Linked DNA regions of Homo sapiens: region 2 is linked to region 1. A link is an interaction called in ENCODE POLR2A ChIA-PET data of the cell type or tissue named here. Cell type or tissue: B cell. All regions are shown on one strand.

Region 1 (8,000 bases):
CTTTGGGTAATCTTGAATAGGGCCGAGCTATTATTTACTCCTGATCAGTAAAATTCTAGGCTTCTGTCTAATTTTGTTAACATTTATGCATTGCCTGTTTTTTTTTTTTTTTTTTTTTTTTTTGTTGTTGTTGTTGTTTTGGTTTGTTTTGGTTTGGTTTTGAGATGGAGACTAGCTCTGTTGCCAGGCTGGAGTGCAGTGGCTGATCTTGGCTCACTGCAACCTCCACCTCCCAGGTTCAAGCGATTCTTCTGCCTCAGCCTCCCGAGTAGCTGGGATTACAGGCAAGCACTGCCACACCCAGCTAATTGTTACATTTTTAGTAGAGACGGAGTTTCACCATGTTGGCCAGGACGGTCTCATCTCCTGACCTCATGATCCGCCCACTTCAGCCTCCCAAAGTGCTGGGATTACAGGCGTGAGCCACCATGCCCGGCCTGTTTTTTTTTTTTGCTTTGTTTTGTTTTGTTTTTTGTTGTTGTTGTTTTTAACTGTTCTCATGTAGCAAGACTTCTTTTCAGTTTAGGCAAAGCAACTTGTGTCAATTTATCTAAATTGAAATTTTGCATGTGTGAAACTGAAAAATCTTTCTCTAGTGCTTAATCCTTCACGATAAGAAAGTAGGTGTGACCTCTTTTGTTTTTAGCTATGAAATTGCTACTTTCCTATTTTTCCTTCTGTAGGAAATCTATAGATTGTGATCACTAATAGAACTATCATAGGGAATTATTAGTTTAACTTTTTAACGAAGGAAAAGAGACATGAGTCATGCAGTTAACTGCAACAGCCTGGTCCGAAGGCCAGGACACCTCTCATAGTTTTTCTTTTTTTCCTTTTCCCTATGGTGTGTGTTTTTTAAGTTTTTTTGGTTTTGCTTTGAGGGGGTGTAGAATGGGCAAATTGAATGGAGAAAGCATTCTGTACTTCTTTTCATTTGTTCTACTTTCTCTTTTACCTTTTGTTTTTAGTGCAGGTATGATAAACTCTTGGTGACTAATCATGGTCAAGGATTTCCATATTGTCATTAAAGCATGTATATATTATCGACATTTAAAGAGTTGGAAAAATGAACACAAGATAATTAGATTGCTATTTGAGGATTTTGTAGTTCCTTCAAGCTCTAATTAATTGTCCAAAAAGTATTGTAGTTCTATGATAAATTCCCTTGCATATGAATTCTACACCTTTAGTCAGTAGTTACAGCCAAAAACAAATTATGTAGCAGTTATGCCTTGATTAGTTAAAATGAACTAAGTGGAAAAATTGAAAAGAAAGCTTAATTGGTGTGAAGTATTGCATTATTTTCTGCTATGGGAATTTTTATGGTGAAGTATAAAATGAAAATGTGATATAAATTCATTTTAAAGTCTTGAGGAAAGAATTCTTTCCTTAGAAAGTTATGTTTTTATGAACCACGGTCCATGAACAACCGTTTCACAATAGACATAATGGTCCATAGTTTAATTGTAGTTGCATTTTATTTATTTTTGTATAGTGTTAATGTGAATATTATCAGAGGATTTGACTTTTATTACAAATGAATCTAAATGCATAAGCACCATAAGACTTCCTACTGTTGTCTTTCTCTACTACCTTATTTTGGTTGATACCTGTGTAGCATTTTTCAAAAGGTACAGTTATTTCTCAGAATTTATGATAATAAGGAACCGACAGATTCAGGAAGCATACTGCATTCCAGGTGTGAATAAGAAATCTATGCCTAGACCGAAGCTATAGAACATCAAAGACAAAGAGAAAGTCTAGAAAGCAGCCAGAGAAAAAGCGCAGCTCATCTATAAAGAAATAGACTGGCAGTAACACCATGGAACTCAGAAGAAACACATAAATGTCTATAAAATAGCAATTTAGCAAGACTGTTTCAAGTACTGTTCAAGAATTATGATAAGATGAACACATTTTAAACAACAGCTGAGGGAGTTTTACCAAAGATCTCTAAAATTCTTCTGAAAGAACTGCAGGATGTAATTAAGACAAAGGAAAATTATCCCAGAAGGAATACCTGAGATGTAGGATGGAATAGTAAACAGATAGAATGGCACAGTAAAGCCAAACAAACATGATATAACGTAATAATTGTGTTTAATTTGTGGAATTAAAGGCAAAAAACTGCAATGACATGAGTTAGTCCATGTTGAAGAAGTCCACCAGGCAGTTGTGAGAACATGGGAGTGGGCCGATAAGGCAGTTATGAGGGCTCCATTGTCAGCAAACAAGTCAAGTGTAAACTAAGAACAAAGTCACTTAGATTGAGAATACATGATGAGGATTAGGGCTACCTTTGGTGAATATATGGTATACTGGAGGCTAACTGGAGGCTGCCTTTATGCAACTGGCCTTGGTTGTCAGTAGTTGACTCTAGCCAACTGTAAATAGAAGACATTATTGGGTTGGTATACTGTAGTACAAAGAGTAACACCCAGGGGGCAAGAGACCTAGGCTTTAGTCTAATTTCCTCAAATAATTGTACGTGACCTTAGACAGTCATTTATCCTATTTGGCTTCCGTTTTCCTCATCTATGAAATAAGAAGTTATACTCTGTTAATATCCAGTGTTCGTTTCAGATCTATGAATAATACTGCAGATTAACAATGAAAGCAACAAATGTGCGCAAATAATAGGAATGGTATGGGACCTTACATGGTGAGGTTTTTAAGTATGGCATGAGGTTTTGTTTTGTTTTGTTTCGTTTTTTTGAAATGAAGTTTCGCTCTTGTTGCCCAGGCTGGAGTGCAATGGCATGATCTCGGCTCACCGCAACCTCTGCCTCCTGGGTTGAAGCAATTCTCCTGCTTCAGCCTCTCGAGTAGCTGGGATTACAGGCATGTGCCACCATGCCTGGCTAATTTTGTATTTTTAGTAGGGACGGGGTTTCTCCATGTTGGTCAGGCTGGTCCCGAACTCCTGACCTCAGGTGGTCCGCCCGCCTCGGCCTCCCAAAGTGCTGGGATTACAGGCGTGAGCCACGGCGCCCTGCCGGCATGAAGTTTTGAACTTGCCATTTTGCCGCTCTAGTGCTGCCTAAGGCACTTTGAAGGCAGTAATTGCAGAGGCATTTCGTGCCTTCAAAGCTCAGTCCCAACCTAAGTTCCTTACCCTCTGAGATGATCCCAGGAGTGGCCTCCTCTGTTGCATGACATTTAGATCCAGGGCTCTCTGAAGCCTATGGACTTAGTACCATTCATGTGAGATGGAGTGATGGCAGGAAAAGAATTCTGTGTTGCAACTGCTGTGCCCTGAAGTTGAGACCTCAGTTGAAGGTAATGATAAAAAAAGAAATGCTAGGTGCATTATTACTGCTTCATCTCTACTTCCTTGGGTTAGTTAAAAGGCATTTACCAGATTAGTTAACACTGAAAACAGGATCTGTCACGAGCCAAGTATTTCAGTGTGTGTTTTGTGTTTTGCTCAAAATAACCCTGGTATCCAACACTCACATTAAACACCACAGGAAGATTTTGGTTGAATGTGTACTGAAGGTTGAGGGGTGCCTGCAACGCAATCTCATGGACTTACCTTTTTTTCTGTACTGACTAGAAACTGATTGCACTATAGCCAAATTACATACCAGCACAAAGGGAATTCAGCGGCAGGCCTGAACAGAATAGAAGTGACAAGCAAGAATCAATTAAAGGAGTCAGCCCCCTGGGTCTGTTCAGTAACACAGGCTAGCACTGTGGGAATCTTATACTCGGTGCTTTGCTCAAGATCAGTGCCTTGACTTTGTACATTGCTAATGCACACACAAAACCTTTGGGTATCATGAAATTTTTGATGACATTATTGAATATTTGAATATTGCTGGGTGTTTTTTGTTTTGTTTTTGGTGACTCAGCGTATAAACCTGCTTTCTTTGGGGGACAAAAGAAAGGTATGGAACTTAAAACGCAGCATGTATTTTCTGCTACTGAATCCAAAGATCGTAGATGCTACTGAGGGAGCATGTGACTAATGACTAAGGCTTGGCCAGCCATTAGCTCTTGCCTGATTAAACTCCACAGACTTTGGAATCTAGCAATATTGTCAGCATCGTGTGTCCATTATTAGAATTGTTGGTGGTGACTTTCTGGGCAAATTATTTCTTTTGACCAGTCTCCCTTGGTTCTTACCTTTTATGCAATCCTGGTTCTCCACTACTGATTCTGTAAACTAATCCAATATTTTTAATGAAATCCGCTTCCTTAGTTAGCTAAATTCAGTTTCGATTCTTTCTAAGAATCCTGATTGCTACAGTTAGGAAATCAGCTATCATATGAGTTTTAAAATAAGGGGAGGTATGCTATGAATTATTGGTAAGTAGGGTCCTGCTTTGAAAGTGATGAGAGAGACTCTGTACTTTAATAGGTTAAAACTTATTTGTAATTATGTTGCTGTGGAATATAAGCAGTTTTTTTCATCTCACCCAATACAGCTACTAGGCTTTATAGATGTATGACAGAGTTACCATGTGCAATAGAGTTTGGGGTGATACCAACACCATTGAATTAATCAGTGTTTTGATAGAAGGGTGATCATCTGAATTCCAAATTTGAGGAATACAATAGTTTTCAGTTAAATATGAATCTTTAGATTGGCATCTAGAGCCATTAAATTTCCTTTGTAAACTAAAGCATGATGAGTAAAAAATTACCAATTACCTTATGTATACTAAATACTGTACTAGTCTCTGTATTATGCCAGGAATAAAAAAAAAAAAAGGATAGCACAATAATATGCCACTCTCCATCTTATAGAAACATGCAGGCTAAAGTAAAAAACAAATAATCAGATTATTATAACTCAGTATTTTGAAGAGCAGCTGGCTAATCTGACTCGAGGGCATCAGACTGGGAAAGACGAGATGACATTTGATGCCACGTGTCTTTTAATCCAGCATTTTTCACACAATGCCCTGCACGTCGTAGCTACTGAGAAAATATTTGGGGAGTAAGTTTGAACGGAACTGTGACTTGAAGAATAAAGAGTTGATGAGAGCCTGATGGAGATATAAAGAAACACCAGGGATATGATTTCTGATTGGAGCAATACAAGGAGAAATGGATAAGTCCCGGAGTTTTGAGCTTGGGCAGATTGGGAAATAGTTTGTCAATAACTGACAATACAGAAGTTAGTTAGGGATCAGCAGAATGATGAGAGAAAATTAATTTAGTTTTTGACATGTTAAATTCAAGGTTTTTGAAGGACATCCTCATGGGACTGTTTAGTGTGCAGTTGGAGAGGTCTGGTCAGTCCTGGAGCTTGGGTGGAGGAAACTAAGACACAGATTTGGGATTCACCACAATATTTGATATTTGAAGCCATATCTGATATTCTCCTGGGTGTGAATGAGATTGCTCAAGAAAAGTGCGAAGACTGTCTCTGATAGATCCATGAGGAAGATAATACTTTTAAATTTGACACTTCTAGAGCTGATCAGAGTTATTCTAAAGGGGACCCACTGTAGTTAGAACACTTCTGTAGCCTGTTTCTATTGGGAGCAGTTGGTTCTCCTGACTTCAGAGTTTCCCAGGTGCTGACTTACCGTATAACCCTGCGTTTGCTGTCATTCTGTCTTCACTTCACTGCTTTCATTCCTGGCACGATAGTAAAATTGTAGATGTTCTCCTGTCCTCATTGTGCCAATCACAGCATTACTCCGACCCCACTGCTACATACATCCCCCAACCCTCAGAAAGAAACACAAAGCTGTGATGTGAATCCTGCATCTTCATTGCCTTCAAGACAGCAAAAATTAGACCGGTTCAGAGCCTCTTGATACATCTGTAAGGAGATATCTTCTCACAAATGGAAACTCTTTTCAGTTTGCTCAGGAGAAGGGTTGGTAGAAGTGGTTCTTTTATCTCGGAAGACATTTGCCTAGTTTAAGTACAGTACTTGAGCCAGCCTGGCTTGTAGACAGTGTCTGTCAAATTACTATTGGCTGCTATTTTTGCATTATTAGAAACATTTCAGTATTAATCGTTATTTCCCCTTTTAATGCTTTGTGCTGTATTTTCACGTCAATAATCACTGATACATTTATATGCAATTATGTCTTCAGTTTTTAAAAAAAGAGCCCCCTCAATGTAATTTTAAACTTCAATACTCAATTGCAAATAGGTGCCACCATCGCCACCCCCCACCCCAAATATCTAGATTTGTCCAGTGTGGCTGTTGAGCACTTGAATTGTGGCTACTTTACAAAGTGAGATCTGCTTCAAGTAAAAGATACACATCAGATTTTGAAGACATGGCATTAAAAACAAAGTAAAATACAGCAAGTCCTTGAATAATATTGTTTTGTTCAATGTTGTTTCCTTATAACTTGGAGGAGAAAAAAAAATATCGATTCCCAGCTGGGACCACTGTCTGTGTGGAGCTTCCTCCTACATCCCGAAGATGTGCCAGTTATGGGACCTGGCATGTCGGCATGGTCTCATTGTGAGTGATTGTGGGTGTGTGAGTGGCCCTGCAATGGAGTGGCATTCTGGCCAGAGTGGGTCCCGCCTGTGCTCTGCAGGGATGGGCTCTGCCCATGTGCGACCCAAACTGGAATACTTGGGTAAATAATGATATTACTTATTTTTACTAATCTTTCTTAAATGTATGTATAGCTCACGTTTGTTTCGATGTTTAATATTGTAAGTATTTTGAGTCTTATTTCTTATTTATATCAATTGGCCCATGGAAAACTTGGTTTCCTGGTAGGGCATTTTACTTGAAGTCATGCCTTCCAAGGAACCTATCAATGTTGTTAAGTGAAGACTTACTGTATCTCATTAATTTTGTATTGCTTAAAGGTTGAAATGATAAAATTTGGGGTATGTTGGGTCAAATAAAACATGTTATCAAAATAATTCCACCTGTTTCCCTTTGCTTAGTGTGGCTGCTAGGAAATGGTAAATTACAAATGTAGTTGGATTGTATTTCTGTTGGACAGGGTTGCTCTAGACAAACCTACACCAAACACAACTTCTGCGCCCCAGGGAATGGACCTTCCCTGTGGACTTGTTATAGTGGTGGATTGCCCTTGTTTCAAATGTCATTGCCCAGTGTAGAAACCTCTGGTAATCCATCAACAATTCTGGTAAATTTTAAAGCCACATTATTGATTAGGGAGAGTTTTGGGAAGGCAGATTGGGAAATAATTCATACTCACTGAGCTACTCAAGAGTAATACTTCCAATCAGTAAAACATCTATTGGGGACCACAGGAAGATGTTCTTTTTGTTTGTTTGTTGTGGCTAATAGATGACTATTAGATTTTATAAAATATGTTTGTTTTGGCTATTAAATGACTATTAGATTTTATAAAATATATGTTTACTTACTACCTTGTTCCCAAAGGGATTTAAGGCATTTAGTTAGCATCTTTCTTTAGGAATTCATCAGTAGTAACAAATGAGCAGTGCTAGTTGAAATTCTAAAATAAAAACTCATATTCCTCTAGGTAATTGCTTTTTAACCTTTTTAGGGGTCTTTCCTGAGACCAGACTGCATTCATCTGAAAACAAACCTGTAGTTAGGACAATCCATGAGTAAAGAAGGCCTCATATTTAGAATGTCATAGCTTCTCAGAATCTGCTTTGAAATTGAAAGTCAACATAGCTCCTTCTGCTGTGGTGCAAATGTCTAGAGCCTAAACATCTCTAAAATGGAAACTGGGCTGGGTGTGGTGGCTCATGCCTGAAATCCCAGCACTTTGGGAAGCTGAGGCAGACAGAAGGATTGCTTGAGCCCAGGAGTTGGAGACCAGCCTGGGCAACATGAGACACCATCTCTACAAAAAAAAAAAAAAAAAAATTAGCTGGGCATGGTGTCATGTGCTTGTAGTCCCAGTTACTCAAGGGGCTAAGGTGGGAGGATAGGTTGAGCCCAGGAGGTTGAGGCTGCAGTGAGTCATGATAGTGCCATGGCATTCCAGCCTGGGCAACAGAGCAAGACCATGTCTCTAAATAAAAGTAAAGTAATAAGTAAAATGGAAACTGACTTGTTTTTAGTA
Region 2 (8,000 bases), 84 kb before region 1:
CAGTTTCCTTTAAAAGGAAATTTCCAAATGTAAACAGAAGTAGATAATGGTGTAATTAATCTGGCACACGTCACTCCACCTTCATCTTGTTTCACCTCTGTCTCCCCCTTCTCATCCCCGTATCCCCTGTCCCTTTTATTATTTTGAAGTAAATTCCAGATGTTACTATTTTGAGAAGGAGTCTCTCTCTGTTGCCCAGGCTCGGGTGCAGTGGTGAGGTCTCGGCTCACTGCAACTTCGCCTCCCAGGTTCAAGTGATTCTCCTGCCTCAGCTTCCCGAGTAGCTGGGATTACAGGCACTGCCACCATGCCTGGCTAATTTTTTGTATTTTTAGTAGAGACAGGGTTTCACCATGTTGGCCAGGCTGGGCTCGAACTCCTGACGCCGTGATCCGCCTGCCTTGGCCTCTCAAAGCACTGAGATTACAGGTGTGAGCCATCATGCCTGGCCCAGATGTTGTATCATTTCATTGGTAAATATTTCAGTATGTGCCTTTAAAAGATAAAGAACTTTAAAAAAGAGACATAATACAGTTATCACTATTAAAATATAATTTATTCCTATCAATTATCCAGTATTCAAATTTCCAATAATCTCATAAATGGAATATATATTATTGTTTAATTTACATTGTGGGGTAGTTTGAATCAGGATCCAAATAAAGTGTTAACAATTTGTTGTTATCTTTTAATTACTCTTCATTTCTAGGATTTTCCTCCATCTCCTCTCCTTCTCGTCCTCTCACTTTTCATTTTTTTCTGTTGCCATTTATTTATTGAAACTGGGACATTTGTCTAGTAGAGATTCCCACAGCCTGGGATTTCCTGATTGATTTGCAATGGTTTAACATGTTGCTTGGACCTTTTTATTTCCTATAAATTAGTGGTTTGATCTGCAGGTTTTGTCAAACTCATCATTTTTTGGGAGGTGGGATATTTTATTCCTGATCTGTTTTTTGGTAAGCATCAAATGTCTTGATCCCCACCCCACCCCCGCTTCTGGTGGCATTATTGATGCTCTCTGCAGTCTTAATTTCCAGTATATTTTTACTGCATTATTTTGCAGTCATCCTTTTGCCATAAGACTGCCAGTAACAAACAGCAAAATGTGTTCTGTAGCACATTTACCAGGCAGAGTAGCTGCTAACATGATAAATATTCTTGGATGTGTGCCCAAGTTTTGTTCAGTTTTATGTGTTTGTCCTTATACATTTGTTTTTGTGTTGCTGTGTCTAATTCTAAGTATAAGCTCCTAGAAACCATTCAGTCATTCACCTGGCTTTTATCCAGTACCCATCCTTGCTGGGCCCTTGGGAATCCAAGACGATAGCATCCCCGTCTTAGAAAAATGGTGTCCAGTTTGGGATACACCACAAATAGTTAATATATGGCATTCTAAGTTCTTTAAGAGGAGCCCATTTGAGGTTGGTTTGAGGTAGTTGTTTTGGAGGGTGATAGGGTTAACTTCTAGCAGGATCTTGAGGACAGTAAGGAGGAGGAAGGGCATCCACTTGGACTGGCTGAAAGGCACCGAGGAGCAGTGGCCGCATGGCCCATGGGACCCGAGCAGCTGAACAGGTGAAGTACGGTTTTGCCCCACACCCTGGGGCCGGCCCTGTAGAAGCTGACCTGGTGGCCGGAGGGTGCCTGAAGAGCTCTTCTGAGCCCAGACTGGGACTTAAACTTCCTTCTGTAGGCCTTCGGGAGGCATTTTCTGAGCACTTGTATTTGAGGAAGTCAGCAGCATTGACCGCAGTGCAGGTGTCTGCCATCGGATCAGGAGGAAGGGGATGGACTGGGTGATGATTTGGGCTTTGGTGATGTGTCAGACGTGCACAGATTGTAGAAGAGATAATGAGTTGTGTGGGGTGGCTCTGAGCAATCTCATTTGGGTGCTCTCCTTCGGTGAGGTGGGGGCCCAAGGGAGAAGGAACAGGTCTGTGGGGTCATTTGGGAGAGTCATTTCTTGACCCGATGAGTGCAAGGCACTCTCTCCAGAGGTCCAAACATTAAGGATGCAGTTAAGGACCTCCTGTAGAGATTTGGGAATCACCACCAAGCAGGGGGCCACATGGAGTCCTTGGGGTACAGACACTTGAGGGGCCCCCATTCTTAAAGGACAGGGAGAAAGAGAAGAGCCGGTAGAGGATCCTTAAAGAACATAATCTGGCAGGCGGGCCCCTTCACCTGGCTTGCCAGCCAGCCTGTAGGCTTCTGGTAATGCTTGATGATAAGGAGTGTGGCTTTGCCTTCACACCTGTGGAAGAGAATTTTTCATTTTCGCATTTCTTACTTATTCATGTTACTGGAATTGATGTTTTAGAAGTGTTCCACGTATAAACTACTTAAGATTATAATTTTTCAAAAGAGAATTTAGGGGAATATATGAAGCCCAGGATAAAACCTTAAAAAGCTAAAATTATATTCAATCCCTTATTATGTGATAGTGTTTGAAGCTTCCAGTTGTCTCTAGTGTACAGTTATTATAGAAATGAAGAGATATCCATCACTTTCAGTTACTCCAGCCTAGTGCTCATAAGCTAGCTCTGCAAATGACTTCAGTTTTTGTTTCCTGGTAGGAAAAAACGAGGTAACAATAGCAACTATCTTGTGGTGGTGTCGTTAGGATGAACCGTGCACACTACCTCTGTGCACAGTACCTGTCACAAGTCCCCTCTTGCGAATATGAGCTGTCAGTGGGGCTTTCCTGAGGTGGCAAGGGCTGAGCATGCCATCCTTGATGTGCATGTTGTATGGATTTATATCGCTTTCCTTTTGGAAATGATATTTGAAATTCATCTACACACAGAAAGTGGAGGGAGGTCAATAATATGCCAAATGTCTGAAGCCTAGGGATGATTTCACGAACTGTGGCAGGCTGTGTGGCCACCAGGCATCCTCTCTGTGGAAGTGGTCGCAGCCACCTCTCCCCCACCCTCACATGTTGGGGATAGGCTTCTGTTTCCCTTTTACGATTTGGAATTGGTGATAGGGAATTTCCAAAGCACAAAGAGAAAAGGATCAAGAAATTATTGAGACTACTCAAATCGTCATTCATTCCCTCATTCTGAATTATTGCAAGATAATAACAATGTGGCCATCTTAACTCTCTTCCTAGCATATCTATACTTGATGTGAGGATTGGAAAAACTTTTCTTAAATAACATGACAGTTATCACTTATTCCAGATCCAGACACCATGGAGGCTCTGTTGCATTTTGTTTCTGACCTGACGCTCTTTGTTGGATTTTGCTGGCATCTAGAGGCCTCCTCACTGACCTCTTACTAGGTGCCATTGCCATTTGTTTGTCAAGGACCAAGGTGCTCCTTTCCCTCCTCCATTCCTCCATCATCTGTTAGTTTATAGTCTGTATGCTCTTAAATTCTTTTTTTTTTTGGTTACTGTCTACCTATCTTCCCACTCATCCCCTGCTCTGGTTTTGCTACTTTTTATGATGTAGTTTGACACCTGGAGTAAGTTTTGTTCTATTCCAGAATGATGGACTGTAAGTGTAAATTGATACTTCCTTTGTTAAGAACAATTTGCCAGTATATATTAACATTTCAAATGTAGCAATCTGATACAGTTTGGATCTGTGTCTCCACCCAAATCTCATGTCTAATTGTAATCCTTAATGTTGGAGGTGGGGCCAGGTGGGAGAGGATTGGATCATGGGGGCGGTTTCTCTTGAATAAGGTTTCAGACCATCCTCTTGGTGCTGTTCTCGTGATAGTGAGTGAGTTCTCATGAGACCTGGTTGTTTAAAAGTGTGTAGCACCTCCCTGCTCTCTCCCTTGCTGCTCCCACTGTGTGAGCCACCTCACTCCCCTTTTGCCTTCCACCATGATTGGAAGCTTCCTGAGGCCTCCTCAGAAGCAGAAGCTGCCATGCTTCCTGTACGGCCTGCAGAACTGTGAGCCAATTACACCTGTTTTCTTTATAAATTATGCAGTCTTAGGTATTTCTTTATAGCAGTGTGACAATGGACATATACAACCCTTTGACAGAAATTTCACTTGTAAAGATTGATGCTACAGAGATTTTCATGTGAAGATATATGCGTAAGGATGCTTACTATAGTGCTGTATGAAGAACGGAAGACTGGAAACAACCTAAATGTACATCAATAAGTGACTGGTTAAATACGTTACTCCACCTACAAATAATGCAATGTTGTGTGGCCATAAAAAAAAAGAATAAAGTAGATATTTAGTTGCAGATATAGAATGAGCTCTACAATATATTAAGAGGCTGAACAACGTGCTGTTTACAGAAAATATGCTCTAGTTGTATATAAAGGAAAAAGGATTTAAATTCACATTTAAACTTGGTAACACATTGAAAAATTGCAGAAAGGTAAATAAAAAAATCCAAAGCTAGGCCAGGCAGAGTGGCTTATGCCTGTAATCCCAGCACTTTGGGAGGCCAAGGCGGGCAGTTCACAAGGTCAGGAGATAGAGACCATTCTGGCCAACACAGTGAAACCCCATCTCTACTAAAAATACAAAAAATTAGCCAGGTGTGGTGGCACATGCCTGTAGTCCCAGCTACTCGGGAGGCTGAGGCAGGAGAATCTCTTGAAACCGGGAGGCAGTGCTTGCAGGGAGCCGAGATTGCGCCCACTGCACTACAGCCTGGACTACAGAGCGAGACTCAGTCTCAAAAAAAAAAAAAAAAAAAAAAAATTCAAAGCTTATACCATGGGAATGTTTTCCCTTTTTAATTTTTTAAAAAGTGTCTTTGACGTTTTGGTTATTCTGCATTTTATTCAAAGTTACATATTGCTATTTGGATTTTATTCATTTCCTAATGAAAGAAAACAGAAGCACTCCTGCTCCTGGCCTTTCTACTAGGCCCTTGTAATAGTTATCTTTACCCTTTCCTGTAGTAGAAGTGGGATACTAGTGTTTTCCTCCTGGTCATGTTTCATTTCATACTGTGATATGTTCAAGTACCTCGCAAAGGGAATAAGCCCATAGTAGGCATTCAGTCAGCGTCTACGACATTTGTTACAAGAGGCCTGGGCACAGTGGCTCATTCCTGATTTTCAGCACTTTGGCAGGAGAATCACTTGAGGCCAGTAGCTGGAGACCAGCCTGGGAAGTATAGTGATACCCCATCTCTCAAAATATTAAAAAAATAAATAAATTAGGCCGGGCACGGTGGCTCACGCCTGTAATCCCATCACTTTGAGAGGCCGAGGCAGGCTGATCACTTGAGGTTGGGAGTTTGAGACCAGCCTGACCAACATGGAGAAACCCCATCTCTCCTAAAGATACAAAATTAGCAAGGCATGGTGGCGCATGCCTGTAATCCCAGCTACTCGGGAGGCTGAGGCAGGAGAATCGCTTCAACCCGGGAGGTGGAGATTGCGGTGAGCTGAGATTGCGCGATGCACTCCAGCCTGGGCAACGAGAGCAAGATTCCGTCTTAAAAAAAAAAAAAAAAAAAAAAAATCAGCCAGGCATAGTGGTATGTGCCTGTAGTCCTAGCTACTAGGGAGGCATGGGTGGGCTGAGGCAGGAGAATTGCTTGAGCCTGGGAGTTAGAGGCTACAGTGAGCTATGATTAGGCTGAGCCACAGATCGAGACCTTGTTTCTTAAAAAAAAAAAAAAGGGGGGGGGCGGGGTGAAGAAATACCAAACTGAAAATTTCTGAAACAAATGTGTAATTACTACTACGCTAAACTTTTTTCACACCTTTGTTTGTGAGTCAGTTTCCCTTTAACCTTTGACTCGTAACATAAAGAAGGTTAAGGCCAGAGTCCATCAATGGTTAAAAGATTGTGAGTGAGATGTAGAAAAACAGTACTGATGAATTCTGAAAGGGGAAACCTCATTTCCATTGCCTGGTTCTTGTGCATTGCAGTATTACCACAATATGGCATTCTATACAGCAGATAAATGTAATTATTTATATGTGTATATTGGTTTACACACTGGTGTTCACTGGCTGCTTAAACTTACAAATAACCAAAGATGGCAGTAATGTTTTAAAGTGTAAAGCTGTGCTTCTTTGTTTATAAAATATGATGCTGAACATATTCTTTATTTTCTGATACTGTCATTGCCTTTTTACTGTGTATTTGCTCTTCTTGAGATGAAAATAAGTATGTACCAAAAAATAAATATAGCTTTTTAAGATGAAAAAGCTCAAGTTTCTTATGGAATATTTTTATATCATTATTAAAACAGCCAAACAGACTTTATAGTCCCACTGTAAGTTATATGTAGTTGTTGATTGTTCTAGGTTTAAACTTGGCACCTTTTCTATGTGCTCCCTTATTAAATTAATACTTATGTTCAAACATAAGCTGAGGCAGAACACGTTTCCTTTTCAATAGTTCTCACTAAATTTTGTTTTGATTTTATTTCCAACTGTACTTAATAGCTGAAAGCTTCTTGTGGTTAGGAATAGTATTTGAGATTTTGGTGGCATCTAATTATTTTGAACTTTTAAAGCCTTAAAGAGTGAAATATAAGGCCACAATACATTTTTCTGATAGCTTTCATAGTCTGTTAGTCTGTGTTGCTTATTTTAGGGGGACGATGTCTAAATTGAAATGTTTATCCACTATAGTTGTAATGATCTTTTTCAGCCTCTTTAGAAAGCAGTTCATTGAGCGAAGAAGAGAAAATAAAAAGAAACATAAAAGGGTAATATGCATAGGACTTTTGAGCCTGTTACTATTTCCTAGCTGAAGTTTACTTTAAAAAAAAAAAAGTAGGCATTGGGCAGACACTGTGTGCACGTGTGTTGGAGGAGGAGGCGGGGCCTGCTCATTTGTTTGCCCATTGTGAGGCTGTCCTGCACCTTTGTGCTTTTTTGTAACAGGGTGAAGGCCCCTGAATAGAGGCCTTGTGCCCTGCTTGATTTGAAATCCATGCTGTTTATGGAAAGGAACCTGCAGGGCACCCAGCGGGAAGTCTGTGTGACAAGTGGAAATCTAGAATCTGGAAGAAACGTGGTGTTTGAGGGGGAAGGTGGTGGGGAGAGTGGTCATAATCTTTCAGCCTTTGCTTTTGTGCCCCACAAGCTTAATTGTCACCCTCTGCTGGCAACCAGATTGCAGAGCCACTCTGTAAGTGTCCTTGGATTGCCTGTGCTTACTCTCACCTTATTGTTATCAAATAAAAACCTAGACAAATAGCATTGAATTCTCTTAGAAAAATATGATATGAACTGGGTACATTACTAGTAGAGGTTAAATATCTGAGGCTTTTTTTGTTTGTTTTTTGTTTGTTTGTTTTTTTGGTGGAGATGTATTTAAAGGGAAGAAGGGCTACATGTGAAAAGCTGGAATTATTGGCACGCTCCTGTATTTCAGAGCGTGTTGAAAAGCAGGTCGCACCAACACTAGGCTGGTTAAATCCAGTTTGTACAGCTTGTGTACTTGGTGGTACCAGCTATTGCTCCAAAGTTTCCTGGCTTAAGAAGCCATGTAATTTTAAGTGTGCAAGAAAGGGGTGGGACAGCAGAAGCTTTTTATAGGATTTCAAGTAATAAACATTAATTTTTAAAGCAATATTCCAGGGACTTAACAGAAGTAGAACTTGTATATGATGTTTCTTTAATACCAACACATATTTGAACTGACAAGGGAAGGGAGATAATTTTATTTTAAAGCAATATTTTCCATTCTTTTTTTCTCTTCAATTAGAAACTGGTTCTTCAACTTTCAGTGCCAATTGAGACATGCTATAATAAGTATTTAACAATTCTGTCCTGCTGTTTGACTTCAGGGGGAAACGATGGTAGAATGTTTAGTAGCTGAGCATACACAGGTAGCTAGAGATCTGGTATACAGTAAATGTGGTGTGGTGTGGTATTTGGGTTATATATGCTAATTATTTCAGCACAATGCTGAAACCATGCAGAATACCTCTTGGAAGAGTGTTTGACAAGATGCCAGAAAGGCCGTGTTAATTATAAGTTTATTGTGCCTATTCAGGTTTTTTGGGTGTGTTTTGTTCCCCACTGTTGTTTTATTCTTTATGA

Evidence for each region. Peaks named below come from ENCODE experiments on the same cell type or tissue, not always from the same donor. Only the 100,000 strongest peaks of a DNase experiment are listed, where the experiment ranks them.
Region 2: POLR2A ChIA-PET joins it to region 1 with 8 read pairs; 8 of 35 experiments call an interaction of 5 or more read pairs at or near these places.

The regions. Positions count from the first base shown.
Region 1 is chr6:157,010,182-157,018,181 of GRCh38, forward strand. All of the region lies in intron 4 of ARID1B (AT-rich interaction domain 1B), which reads left to right. Among named protein-coding and RNA genes, the nearest start is that of MIR4466, 230 kb to the left of the region's middle. In B cell, a CTCF peak has its summit at 2,454; no DNase peak of the experiment used is centred here; H3K27ac peaks cover 644 bases.
Region 2 is chr6:156,926,529-156,934,528 of GRCh38, forward strand. All of the region lies in intron 3 of ARID1B (AT-rich interaction domain 1B), which reads left to right. Among named protein-coding and RNA genes, the nearest start is that of MIR4466, 150 kb to the left of the region's middle. In B cell, no CTCF peak of the experiment used is centred here; a DNase peak (open chromatin) is centred at 1,683; H3K27ac peaks cover 3,663 bases.